2 separate regions of the Homo sapiens genome follow, and region 1 is linked to region 2. The links are chromatin contacts, found by Hi-C or POLR2A ChIA-PET in ENCODE. All regions are on one chromosome and are shown on one strand. The core of a region is the stretch at or near the end of the contact, and the rest is flanking DNA. Distances in the headings are between cores, read along the strand shown.

Region 1 (7,068 bases), core at 3,376-5,875, 51 kb before region 2:
CAGAGTGAGACTCCGTCTCAAAAAAAAAAAAAAAAAAAAGAAAGAAACAGGGTCTCACTCTGTTGCCCAGGCTGGTCTCAAACTCCTGGGCTCAAACCATCCTTCTGCCTCAGCCTCTGGAGTAGTTGGGATTATAGGTACAAGCCACCACACTTGGCTTAATTTGCATCTTTTATTAAAGTGTCTGAAGCAGGACCGTGTCATATGTTCAAAGAGTGAGGCATAGAGAGATGGCATTTTTTTTTTCTTGAGATGGAATCTTGCTCTGTTATCCAGACTGGAGTGCACTGGCACGATCGCGGCTCACTGCAATCTCTGCCTCTCAGGTTCAAGCGTTCTCCTGCCTCAGCCTTCCAAGTAGCTGGGATTACAGGCGCTTGACACCATGCCCGGCTGATTTTTGTATTTTCAGCAGAGACAGGGTTTCGCCATGTTGGCGAAACTTAAACTCCTGATCTCAGGTGATCCGCCAGCCTCAGCCTCTCAAAGTGCTGGGATTACAGGCATGAGCCACCGCACCCAGCCTGTAAATACTTTAATTGTACCCAAAGAAATTCACAAAGGGACTTTCCAAGGATGTCCCCACCTGCCCTGCAAGGAGCCCCTCCTTGACCCTACGAGCAAGTGGCAAAGATTCCCCCAGGCCTCTGCAGGTGCCCCTGCACGTCTCTCCCACCGGGTCTGCCTAGTCCAGCCCTCCGGGCTCAGTTACTCACAGTACACGGTGAGGAAGGTTTTAGCTGTTGACTGCCCATCAGGGCAGTTTGAATAGCACATTGGTTGGCTATCTTCTTGCACATTGCTCAGTTCATACACCTTCCGGTTGTTCCCAGGCAGGAGCAACTCCTTTTTAGGCAACGGGGTCTCTATGCCCAACAACTTGGGCTGGTCACAGGAGGTGCTGCATGTCACCAGCACGGAGCCTCCCCGGGGCAGGATGACTTTTGAGGGGGACACAGATGTCTGGGCATTGCCAGGTCCTAGAAGAAACGAGGGAAGAGGCGACAGGCATTACAAATCAGGTTCATCAAGGGAATGTGCGCCCAGCCTGTGCTGGGTGCTGGAGGCACAGCCTTAACAAGACAATACTTTGCCTTCGATGTGGAAGTTAAAGAGAAAATTCATGAGCAGGCCGGGTGTGGTGGCTCACGCCTGTAATCCCAGCACTTTGGGAGGCCAAGGCGGGCAGATCACTTGAGGTCAGGAATTTGAGATCAGCCTGGCCAACATGACAAAGCCCCGTCTCCACTAAAAATACAAAAATTAGCTGGGCATGGTGGGACGTGCCTGTAGTCCTAGCTATTTGGGAGGCTGAGGCACAAGAATCACTTGAACCTGGGAGGTGGAGGTTACAGTGAGCCAAGATTGTGCCACTGCACTCCAGCCTGAGCAACAGAACGAGACTCTGTCTCCAAAAAAAAAAAAAAAAAAATTATGAGCAAACAAGATAATTAATAACTGATGTTAATATGAGCTTTGACAAAAACAAAACAGGGTGATAGAATAGACAGTGCTTTGGTGACAGGGTAATGTTTCAGCAGAGATCTAAATGACGAGAAAGGGCTGGCTGTCCGGAGAAAAGGGAAATAAGTTCCAGGCAAGTACAGATGTCCCGGGGCAGGGTGGCTGGAGCTGAGTGAGCAAGGATGAAGAGGGGGAGATTAATTCAGGAAGATCCCGTGAGCACTGAAGGCCATGCTAAAGATGTGTTCTTTTATTTTTTTTTTTTTTGAGATGGAGTCTCGCTTTGTCACTCAGACTGGAGTGCAGTGGCGCAATCTCAGCTCACTGCAACCTTTGCCTCCCGGGTTCAAGTGATTCTCCTGCCTCAGCCTCCAGAGTATCTGGGATTACAGGCAAGCACCACCACGCCCAGCTAATTTTTGTATTTTTAATAGAGACGGGGTTTCGCCACGTCGGCCAGCCTGCTCTCAAACTCCTGGCCTCAAGTGATCCGCCCGCCTCAGCCTCCCAAAGTGCTGGGATTACAGGCGTGAACCACCACGCCCAGCCACATGTGTTCTTTATACTGAGGGCAATAGGGAGCCATGGAAGGACTTTAGCCATCACTTTTTTTTTTTTAAACGGGTCTCCCTCTGTTACCCAGGCTGGAATACAGTGGCACAATCATAGCTCACTGTAACCTTGAACTCCTGGGCTCAAGTGATCCTCCCATCTCAGCCTCCCAAGTAGCTGGGACTACAGGACACCACCATACCCGGCTAATATTTGAAAAACATTTTTTTTTTTTTGAGACGGAGTTTAGCTCTTGTTGCCCAGGCTGGAGTGCAATGGCACGATCTCAGTTCACCGCAACCTCCGCCTCCCAGGTTCAAGCGATTCTCCTGCCTCAGCCTCCCGAGTAGCTGGGATTACAGGCATGCGCCACCACGCCCGGGTAATTTTGTACTTTTAGTAGAGACGGGGTTTCTCCATGTTGGTCAGGCTGGTCTCAAACTCCTGACCTCAGGTAATCCGCCCGCCTCAGCCTCCCAAAGTGCTGGGATTATAGGTGTGAGCCACCGCGCCTGGCCCTGAAAAACATTTTTGTAGAGATGGGGTCTCACTATGTTGCTAAGGCTGGTCTCAAACTCCTGGCCTCAAGTGATCCTCCCGCCTAAGCCTCCCAAAATGCCAGGATTACAGGTGTGAGCCACTGTGTCCAACCAGATTTTAATGTGAAGTTGGTGCCCTCCTCCCTCCTAAGAAGTCAGGTGGAGACAGTCAGCCCTCCAGGAATCAGACTGGCTCCTCACTCCCTGAGACACGTAGTTTCCCCCTCTTTGGGCCTCAATTTCCCCATCTGTAAGGTGGGTGAGTATAGCCACCCCATCCCTTGCTAATACAAGTAACTCAGCACAGGATGGGTAGCAACTGGCTACCTTGCAGGTAAGAAAGAAGGGGCTTACGGGGTGGGCACTGTGGCTCACGCATGTAATCCCAGCACTTTGGGAGGCAGGGTGGGCAGATCATGAGGTCAGGAAATCGAGACCATCCTGGCTAACACAGTGATTAGCCGGGTGTGATGGCACATGCCTGTAGTCCCAGCTACTCAGGGAGGCTGAGGCAGGAGAATCGTTTGAACCTGGGAGGCAGAGGTTGCAGTGAGCCGAGATCACGCCACTGCACTCCAGCCTGGGCGACAGAGTGAGACTCCGTCTCAAAAAAAAAAAAAAAAAAAAAAGAAAAGAAAAGAAAGAAAGAAGGGGCTTATTTGGATCAGGTCCCTCAGATTCTGCTGCCTCCGAAGGTGGGAAAAAATGTCTGAGCCCAGCACTGCCTCACTCAAAGATTCCTGTCTCAGATTTGTTCTATCTTGGATGGGGGTGTGAGGACACTGGCTCCATACATTCTCCAAGGGAGATTCTGGGACCATTCCCATTTCATAGAGAGAAATGGTTACTCAGCTAGAAAGCAGTGCGATCTGGGTCTGAGTCCGGATCAGAACGCTTTGTTTTTTGAGACAGAATCTCGCTATGTCTCCCAGGCTGGAGTGCAGTGGCACAATCTTGGTTCACTGCAACCTCAGCCTCGTGGGCTTAAGGGATTTTCCTCCCTCAGCCTCCCGAGCAGCTGGGATCACAGGCGCCCACCACCATGCCAGCTAATTTTTGTATTTTTAGTAGAGACGGGATGTTGCCATGTTGGCCAGGCTGGTCTCAAACTCCTGACCTTAAGTGATTCGCCCGCCTGGGGCTCCTAAAGTGTTGGGATTACTGGCATGAACTACCGTGCTGGCCTGGATCTCAGGCTTTGTTGAGCTGTTAACCAAGCTGTCAATCTCCCACCCTCCTGGTTCCCCAAACTTACACCACCATGAAAGACCCTCTGACCCCTTCCCTCTTCCCTAGCTGGGCTGGAGCTGGGGGAGGGTGTGCTGGGGCGTCCCACTTCTCAGCTTTGGGCCACGGATAAGTCAGCTCTGGAATTCCCCCAAGTAGAAGCAGCCCTGGACTTCCCCAGGGGCAGAGAGGATGAGGAACAGAATATACATCTTGAGGGGGGTGGGGGTCCCTTAAGCCTTGTTGGGTTGGCACAGAGCCAAGTTCCCAAACCATCATGATCGAGTCCTGGGGCCAGGTGCTGCGCTGGGCCAAGATACCCTGCCAGGTGGCCGCTATAACGTTTCCCGTTTTACAGCTGAGAAACTGTAAGAGACGCAATCTAGCCAAGCAAGGCGGTGGTTCACACCTCTCATCCCAGCTACTCGGGAGGCTGAGGCAGGAGGTAAGGCTAGACCCCCGGAGTTCAAGACCGGCCTGGGCAACAAAACGAGGCCCGCCCCTCCCCTCCATCTCCAACCCCCTACCCTTTTTTAAAGCTGCAATCTATAGCCCAAGGCCACACGTGGAGGTATGCAGGGTCTGGATTCGAACCTACTGGCTGTTGCCTTTCAATCGCTGTCTCTAGCCCCTCCTTCCCATAAACAGCTACCTAAGCATGCATGACCTGACCCGGGAGCCGGTCCTCCCGGGGCTTCGGAGAACTGGCCCGACGGCAATCCCCACCCCGACTCACCTGGGAACAGAGCCCCGAGCAGGACCAGGAGTGCGGGCAGCGCGGGCCGGGGGCTGCTGGGAGCCATAGCGAGGCTGAGGTTGCAACTCTGAGTAGCAGAGGAGCTCAGCGTCGACTGGGGCGCGTGATCCTTTATAGCGCTAGCCACCTGGGGGCCAAGGGGCGGTGCTGCTTTCCCGGAAACCTCGCGCCTTCCCCTCCGGAACAAATGCTGCAGTTATTTCCGGACTGACAGGGTGCCCGGGCCGAGAGGGTCATCCTCCCTCGCTGGCCGCTTCAGCTCCGGAATTTCCAAGCTAAAGCAATCGGGCGGCGGTGGCAGGGCGATGACCCCGGGGGCTGCTCCCGGCCTCCACGCCTCCCGTTTCCCGGCCAGGCTAAGCTTGAATCACGGTCTACACCGCGCTAAGCGGTTTATTAAGTACTTTTAAATACTGCCAACTTCCCCGGAGAGTGGAGACTGTTATTGTGTCCATTTCACAAAGCGGTAAACTGAGACTCCAGGCTGCGAGGGGGTCCGAACTCAAGTCCTCCCTCTCCAGCTTACGCAGGCCTCTTTAATCGAGTGGATGAGCCCCCTGCCTGGGTGGGGGCCCAGGAATCCTCCCCGGGCTCCCTCCACTGAGGGATGCCCCTCCCCCTAGGTCACGTCCACACCTAGCTGACACGGGCATTTCTCGAGAAGCGGCCAGAGCAGAGCCAGGCACCTCCCGGCGACCGCTAACCGTGGGAGTGACGAAGCGCGGTCTCACCACGTCCGGGGAAATCGGCGTCCTCTCTCTACACCCGAGGGCACTCACCCCGGCGGCCTCCTCGCTTCCCCTTTCGGCCTTGGCCGCGGAGGCGTCTTTACAGCTCCCAGAAAAAGGAAGGAAGCTGCGTGATCCCTACGCGCCGAGCCCCTCCGCTGGCGTCCCAGGCTCCGCGGGGAAACTGAGGCAGCTAGCTTGGATCTTGACGAGGGAGGGGAGGGGGACGCTCGAAATCCCTGCCTGTCGCTGGGAAACTGAGGCAGCAGCCCCCAGGCGCAGAGGCGAGGCAGGGAGAAGGGGCGCTCGAACCCCTGCCCTACGCGCGAGGCTCCGGCAACTCGAACCCAGGCTCATGCACTAAATATGAGCGGGTGTTTGCTTGGCCACCGCCTGTGCGTGTGACCCCAAGACTCGACATCCACCACGTCGAGGCTGGGTACTCTTAAGTCTCCGAGCACCAAGCCGCGCCGCCTAAGGCTTTCCTGTTGTGGGGCGCGCGCGGCGTCGCCATGGAGATCTCCGAGGGGCCAGGGAGGTCGCGCAGCAGAAGGGGAAGCGAAGGGTCCCCGGACGCGCAGGCCCTTCCTATCGGGGAAGGGGGCTGCGAGTCACTGGCCATCCAGAGACGCATATTTCCCCCGCCTCGGTCATTCCCAAGGAATTTCCACGGGGATATTTTTTTCTTGGGGGGCTGAGGAGTTCTGAATTCCCGCCCCGGAACGGCCTGAGCAAAGTCACAGGGTGGGACGGGGGACGCCCCTGGTCCTCAGAAGGCCTGGGAAAATCCTGCGCCACGGGTTCTTCCTCGGGCGGGTTCCACTGAGCTCTTGCCCCGGCCCGAGGTGCGCGAGCTCCCCCGCGCGGCCCAAGTCCCACTTGCAGCCACAATGGTGCCGTTCTTTTCTCAACATGTGGCTCAATGTTTTTTAAGCGCCTACTGTGTGCTTGGCGTCCTTCCAGGTACTGGGGACACAGGAATGAACAGAGTCAGACAAAAATCCACCTGGGCGCGGCTCCCACCTGTAATCCCAGCATTTTGGGAGGCCGAGATGGGAGGATCACTTGAGCCCAGGAGTTCAAGACCAGCCTGGGCAACATAGGGAGACCCCCATCTCTATGCAAAATACAAAAATTAGCCGGGTGTGGTGGTGCACACCTGTAATTCCACCTACTTGGGAGGCTGATGCAGGAGAATCTCTTGAACCCGGCAGGCGGAGGTTGCAGTGAGCCAAGATAGAGGCACTGCACTCCAGCCTGGGTGAGAGTGAGACTCAAAAAAAAAAAAAAAAAAAAAAAAAAAGGAACAGCCAGGAGAACAGTGTGGCTGGAGCAGGCTTAGCAAAGGAGAGATTCGAGGAGAGGAGCGGGCAGGGAGATGACAGGGCAGATAGGTGCAAGTTCCTGTCACCTGAGGAGGACTTTGTTGTTTTGTTTGTTTGTTTCTGAACCCCAGTCTCGTTCTGTCACCCAGGCTGGAGCACAGTGGTGTGATCTCGGCTCACTGCAAACTCTGCCTCCCAGGTTCAAGCGATTCTCCCACCTCAGCCTACCGAGTAGCTGGTACTACAGGGGTGCGTCACCACGCCTAGCTAATTTTTGTATTTTTAGTAGAGATGGGGTTTCACCATGTTGGTCTCTAACTCCTGACCTCTAGTGATCCGCCCCCCTTGGCCTCCCAAAGTGCTGGGATAACAGATGTGAGCCACCGTGCCTGGCCAGGACTTTGGCTTTTATGCCCAGCGAGGTGGGAGGTATAGAGGGTTCTGAGCAGAGGAAGGACCTTGCCCTAACTCAAGTG
Region 2 (6,638 bases), core at 3,435-5,934:
TCTCGGCCTCTGTCTTCAGCCTCCTGGCCATCGCCATTGAGCGCCACGTGGCCATTGCCAAGGTCAAGCTGTATGGCAGCGACAAGAGCTGCCGCATGCTTCTGCTCATCGGGGCCTCGTGGCTCATCTCGCTGGTCCTCGGTGGCCTGCCCATCCTTGGCTGGAACTGCCTGGGCCACCTCGAGGCCTGCTCCACTGTCCTGCCTCTCTACGCCAAGCATTATGTGCTGTGCGTGGTGACCATCTTCTCCATCATCCTGTTGGCCATCGTGGCCCTGTACGTGCGCATCTACTGCGTGGTCCGCTCAAGCCACGCTGACATGGCCGCCCCGCAGACGCTAGCCCTGCTCAAGACGGTCACCATCGTGCTAGGCGTCTTTATCGTCTGCTGGCTGCCCGCCTTCAGCATCCTCCTTCTGGACTATGCCTGTCCCGTCCACTCCTGCCCGATCCTCTACAAAGCCCACTACTTTTTCGCCGTCTCCACCCTGAATTCCCTGCTCAACCCCGTCATCTACACGTGGCGCAGCCGGGACCTGCGGCGGGAGGTGCTTCGGCCGCTGCAGTGCTGGAGGCCGGGGGTGGGGGTGCAAGGACGGAGGCGGGGCGGGACCCCGGGCCACCACCTCCTGCCACTCCGCAGCTCCAGCTCCCTGGAGAGGGGCATGCACATGCCCACGTCACCCACGTTTCTGGAGGGCAACACGGTGGTCTGAGGGTGGGGGTGGACCAACAACCAGGCCAGGGCAGAGGGGTTCATGGAGAGGCCACTGGGTGACCCCAGATAGAGACTTGGGGCTACTGAGCCAGATGCCCCCGCCCCACAGACCTGGGTGATGTTGCAAATATTTCACACCTGGAAAGGCCAGATAAGGCACTGACTAGTCACATAGCAGTGTTGCAGTGCGGTCCTGAGGGCCAGTCCAGTGGCTAGTGTGACCCCTTTAGAACTGGATCCTGGGGAGGCCAGGGCAGGGGACCTGTGAAGAGCCAGGGTGAGGGCAGGCAGCATTTAAGGGGAGCTCAGGGCAGGAGCACTTTACCACCTGGTACAAAGGATTTTTTTTTTTTTTTGAGACGGAATCTTGCACTGCTGCCCAGGCTGGAGTGCAGTGGCGTGATCTCGGCTCACCGCAAGCTCCGCCTCCTGGGTTCATGTCGTTCTCCTGCCTCAGCCTCCCAAGTAGCTGGGACTATAGGCGCCTGCCACCACACCTGGCTAATTTTTTGTACCTTTAGTAGAGATGGGGTTTCACCGTGTTAGCCAGGATGGTCTTGATCTCCTGACCTCGTGATCCGCCCGCCTCGGCCTCCCAAAGTGCTGGGATTACAGGCGTGAGCCACCGTGCCCGGCTTTTTTTTTTTTTTTTTTTTTTTTTTTTTTTTTTTTTGAGATGAAGTCTCGCTCTGTTGCCCAGGCTGGAGAGTGCAGTGGTACGGTCTCAGCTCACTGCAACCTCCACCTCCCAGGTTCAAGCGATTCTCCAGCCTGAGCCTCCTGAGTAGCTGGGATTACAGGTGCCTACCACCACGCCCAGGTAATTTTTTTTTTTTTTGTATTTTTAGTAGAGACGGGGTTTCACCATGTTGGCCAGGCTGGTCTCGAACTCCTGACCTCATGATCCGCCCGTGTTGGCCTCCCAAAGTGTGGGATTACAGGCGTAAGCCACCTCACCTGGCGGTACAAAGAATTTCTGCATTTTCTTCCCTGGCCCCTAGTCCTGCACCGATTTCTCCTTTTCGAATGTATTCCTCCTGCCACCTTCTCTGGGCAACTTCGTGCGACTACAGAACCACTGTCCTGAGGAGCTAGAGGCCTCCTCTCTGACCATCCAGAGCCCAAATCCACAGCTTCCCCAAATTTCATCAGCTGCCACTTGACGACTTCTCCCCGTCTCTCTGAGGCCCGGAAACCACGGCTGGAGGTGGGGAGGGGATGGCGGCTGAGGTCCATTCCTCATTCTCAGACCTCATTGCTCAGTTGCACTATTTGGGGCACAGAATAATCACCAAAAGTGAGAAAAACGAGTTTGGGTGGCTGGGGAGGACTTTGGGACTCTTGATGCAAGGCGCAACTTGAGAAAATTCTGGGTGTGATATTTGCACAGACACCCTCCTTTCAAAAACAGCCACCCCCCAAGCTATTCTCAGCTCCACACCTGCAGCCCCAGCTAAGGTACCAGGTCTCCTGAGCAAGGCAGAGAGAAGCCTTGAGCCTTCTCTGTGTCTTCTTTCAAGAACCCCGCTGTGTCTTCTTTCAAGATTTTTTTTTTGAGACAGTTTCAAGATTTTTGTTTTGTTTTTGAGATGGAGTCTCACTGTGTCACCCAGGCTGAGGTGGCAGTGGTTCAATCTCCGTTCACTGCCACCTCCACCTCCCGGGTTCAAGCGATTCTCCTGCTTCAGCCTCTCGAGTAGCTGGGACTACAGGCACCTGCCACCATGTCTGGCTAATTTTTGTATTTTTAGTAGAGACAGGGTTTCACTACGTTGGCCAGGCTGGTCTCAAACTCCTGACCTCAAGTGATCCGCCCGCCTCGGCCTCCCCAATTGCTGGGATTACAGGCGTGAGCCACTGTGCCCGGCCTTCTTCTTTCAAGTTATATAGAATGGAGCATGGGGGTGGCAGTGGCTAGGGACATTTCCTGGGGACACTCTCCCCTAACCCCCCAGAAGGACTTCACAAAAACCTGTGGATAATGGAAGGGATGTTACGGTACAAACGTATATTTATGTGTGTGTGTGTGTATGTGTGTGCGCGCGCGCGTGTGCACATAGGCGTGATGTCTGTGACCCTCCTCTCCTCGTCACATTTCCCCCAGAATGAATGCTGTCCTGTCTGCTCATGTTTGTGTTGAAGCTGCCAAAGTCGGGGAGCTCTGGTCCTGCCCAGACCCCTTTGGAATTGCTGGCCCATCCTCCCACTGGAGAGCTGGGGTGCAGCTCACCTTGGGGAAGGAAACCTCATGCCTCAGAGTAATTTCTTGTGAATGCAAAGCCTGGGGGAGCGGGTCTTTGGGGGGCAAGGAGCCAGTCAGGGGCTTGTTTCCCCTCATAGAGCTCCCCAGACGTGCCTCCGCAATGCCTGAAACCCAGACCTAGGCTAATAAACGGTTCAATTTCTGTTTCCTGTGGTTGGTGTGTCTTTTCGGGGAGCAATTTCCCCCAGGAGCGCCCCATGGCTGGGCTGGATGGAACAGGAGGGGGGCTGCTGCCTGAGTAACTCATCCTTTGCCAACCTTCCCATTCTGTGCTCCTGACACCCTTAACCCGGCCTGAGCCAGGAGAAAACAGAGGTCAACCGGGATCTTTCCCAGGGGCAACTCACCTGCACCTCCCAGGGATTAACTCGGTCTGGGATCTCCCTGCTTTCTCTGAAGGAGACAGCCTGGCAGGTGGTGGGAGGCTCCTACATCCTCCCAATTGTATGTGCCTCCCGGGGAGCTGGAGAGATGGTTTGAGGGGGCTACAAAGAACCCAGATACCCACCCTTAGACACGGTGTTCCCAAAAGTAATGGCTGATCTTCACCGAGCACTTTCCAGGCATAAAGACTTGACTGCTCAGGAGGTGGAAGTTACTATAAACTCTTATGGAGGTGTGAGTTCAGAGAGATCAAGCAAACTGCTCAGAGTCACACAGCGCTAGTCGGGGTAGCGCCTGTCTGGATTTGAACCCAAGCAGGCTGACTCCAGACCATACTGGATCCACCACTGGGCTAGAGAAAGGCCACTCAGCTGAGTGCAGTGGCTCACTCCTATAATTCCAGCACTTTGGGAGGCTGAGGTGGGTGGGTCACTTGAGATCAGGAGTTCGAGACCAGCCTGCCAACATAGGGAAACCCCGTCTCTGCAAAAAATACAAAAATTAGCTGGGTGTGGTGGCGGGTGCCTGTAGTCCCAGCTACTCAGGAAGCTGAGGCAAGAGAATTGCTTGAATCCGGGAGGTGGAGAATGCAGTGAGCCAAGATCACGGCACTGCACTCCAGCCTGCGCGACAGAGCAGAGCAAAAAAAAAGACAGAGAGAGGCCACTTAGCTCCCTCTTTGCCATGGAAGGAGGAGCCACGAAGTTCATCAAGAACCAGGAGAAGCCAAGATAGGATGCAGCCTCGGGTGGGTCCCTCGGTGGGTTCCCTGGTGATACTCTTCTCTTTTGTCTGCAGGCAGCCGGCTCAGTGGCTCCTTTGAAGAAAAGTCTAGAGTTTTTTTGTTTGTTTGTTTTTTAAGACAGGGTCTTGCTCTGTTGCCTAGGCTGTAGTGCAGTTGGTGCCATCATGGTTCACTTCAGCCTCCCAAGTAGCTGGGACCACAGACATGCACCACCATGCCTGGCTAATTTTTTTTTTTTTTTTTTTTGTAGAGATGGGGGGTCTCCCTATGTTGCCCAGGCTGGTCTCGAACTCCTGGGCTCAAGCGATCCTCCTGCCTCCACCTTGGCCTCCCAAAGTGCTGGGATTTCAGGCATGAACCCTTTGATGGGGGACCCTAGGCACCCAAGCTGGAGCCCCACACAGCAACACCAGCTCAAAGACTAGGACAGCCAGTGGGAGAGAAGGCAGACCGCAGAGGCTGAGGGCCTGCAACCCCCATCGGAATTCCCCTTCTCTAGCAGTTGAGACAACAACCTCTGTTTGGAAACCTGAACCCTAGATGGGATGGGGGGTGGGGTGGGGGAAAAAGGCACAGGCCAGGCTGGAGTCAATAGATTTTCCCCAAGTACCCACAGGGTTCTCTATCTCCCCCTTCAGGACTCTGCTCAAATGCCACCTCCTCAGAAAGGAGTCACTTGCTTATTACCTGGCAGTATATATTATTAAGTTGGTGCAAAAGTCATTGCGGTTTTTGCCATTACCTTTAATAGCAAAAATTGCAATGACTTTTGCTATTTCTTTTAATGGCAAAAACCGCAATGACTTTTTTTTTTTTTTGAGATGGAGTCTCGCTCTGTCACCCAGGCTAGAGTGTATGGCCCGATCTCGGCTCACTGCAAACTCCGCCTCCTGGGTTCACGCCATTCTCCTGCCTCAGCCTCCTGAGTAGCTGGGACTACTAGTGCCCGCCACCATACCAGGCTAATTTTTTGTATTTTTTTTTTTTAGTAGAGACAGGGTTTCACCGTGTTAGCCAGGATGGTCTCAATCTCCTGACCTTGTGATCCACCCACCTCGGCCCCCCAAAGTGCTGGGATTACAGGCGTGAGCTACCGTGCCCAGCCTACAATGACTTTTAATGGCAAAAACCGCAATGATTTTAGCACCAACCTAATATGTATCAATTTATCTGTCTCTACCCCCATTAAAATACAAGCACTGTGAATATAGGACTGCACCTGCCTTATTTACTAATGTATCTCCAGTGTTGTTTTTTTGTTTTTTTTTGAGACAAGGTCTTACTCTGTTACCCAGGCTCAAGTGCAGTGGTGCAATCACAGCTCACTACAGCCTCAACCTCCTGGGCTCATGGGCTCAGGTGATACTTCCACCTCAGGCTTCCTAGTAACTGGGATTATAAGCCTGCTAATTTTCTTTTTTTGTAGAGACATGATTCTTCCATGTTGCCCAGGCTGGTCTTGAACTCCTAGGCTTAAGAGATCTGCCTGCCTCAACCTCCCAAAGTGCTGAGATTACAGGTGTGAGCCAACTTGCCTGGCTATTTATGGCTCTCTAACTTTTTTTTTTTTTTTGATACAGGGTCTGACTCTGTCACCCAGGCTGGAGTGCAGTGACGTAATCACAGCTCACCGCAGCCTTGACCTCCTGGGCTCAAGCCATCCTCCCACCTCAATCTCCCAAGTAGGTGGAACTACAGGTATGTGCCAACACACTGGCCTGCTTTTTTGTATTGTTTGTAGAGACAGGGTTTCACCATGTTGCCCAGGCTGCTCTCAAACTCCTGGGCTCAGTGCTCCTCCCACCTCAGCCTCCCAAAGTGCTGGGATTACAGGCATGAGCCACCATGCCTGGCTATCTCTAACATCTTAAACACTACTTGGCATGTTCCCACCCCAGGGCCTTTGCACCTGCTGTTCCCTCTGCCTGGAATGCCTACACACAGTAGGTCCTCAGTAAATACTTGTTGAATAAATAAAACAAAAGCAAATGATGGTCATTTCAGTGAGTGTTAAGTGCTAGGAAGAAAATAAAATAGGGCCGGGCACGGTGGCTCATGCCTGTAATCCCACCACTTTGGGAGGCCGAGGTGGGCAGATCACCTGAGGTCAGGAGTTTTTTTGTTTTGTTTTGTTTTGTTTTTGAGACGGAGTCTTATTCTGATGCCCAGGCTGGAGTGCAATGATGTGATCTCGACTCACTACAACCTCCACCTCCTGAGTTCAAGTGATTCTCCTGCCTCAGCCTCCCGAGTAGCTGGCATTACAGGCATGTGCCACCAAGCCTGGCTAATTTTTGTATTTATAGTAGAGACGGGGGTTTCATCATGTTGGTCAGGCTGGTGTCGAACTCCTGGCCTCAAGTGATCTGCTTGCCTAGGCCTCCCAAAGTGCTGGGATTACAGGCGTGAGCCACTGTGCCCAGCCAAGGTCAAGAGTTTGAAACCAGCCTGGCCAGCATGGTGAAACCCTATCTCTACTAAAAATACAAAATTAGGCCATGTGCCTAATTTTGGGATTACACCTGGGA

The links. Hi-C counts contacts between places; a loop is a spot of excess contacts on that map. ChIA-PET counts read pairs that join two places held with the same protein, here RNA polymerase II (POLR2A). Pooled maps may share reads with other maps.
Region 1: a loop to region 2 is called in a pooled map, with 2.9 times the contacts of the local background. The contact joins the promoter of ICAM1 here to the enhancer-like site in region 2. A Hi-C loop is called at or near these places in 3 of 50 pooled maps. POLR2A ChIA-PET finds 5 or more read pairs at or near these places in 8 of 52 experiments (A673, GM10248, GM12878 and 5 more).

What each region holds. Positions count from the first base shown.
Region 1 is chr19:10,268,677-10,275,744 of GRCh38, reverse strand. It overlaps ICAM1 (intercellular adhesion molecule 1), which reads right to left and starts at 4,625. Exons shown (of 7, transcript NM_000201.3): 1 at 4,519-4,625; 2 at 717-980. The coding sequence starts at 4,585. All of the region lies in intron 1 of LIMASI (lncRNA inflammatory and mucous response associated, antisense to ICAM1), which reads left to right. RefSeq lists enhancers at 3,824-4,063, 4,974-5,063.
Region 2 is chr19:10,217,922-10,224,559 of GRCh38, reverse strand. It overlaps S1PR2 (sphingosine-1-phosphate receptor 2), which reads left to right. Exons shown (of 2, transcript NM_004230.4): 2 at 1-3,127. The coding sequence ends at 716. Among named protein-coding and RNA genes, the nearest start is that of MIR4322, 9.2 kb to the left of the region's middle. RefSeq lists enhancers at 4,144-4,223, 3,993-4,493, 4,444-4,673, 4,804-4,853, 4,494-4,994. Within about 2 kb of position 4,684, at least 2 of the 41 ENCODE cell types and tissues checked have a DNase peak (open chromatin) inside an H3K27ac peak, as active enhancers do; they include GM12878, where a contact is called at or near this core.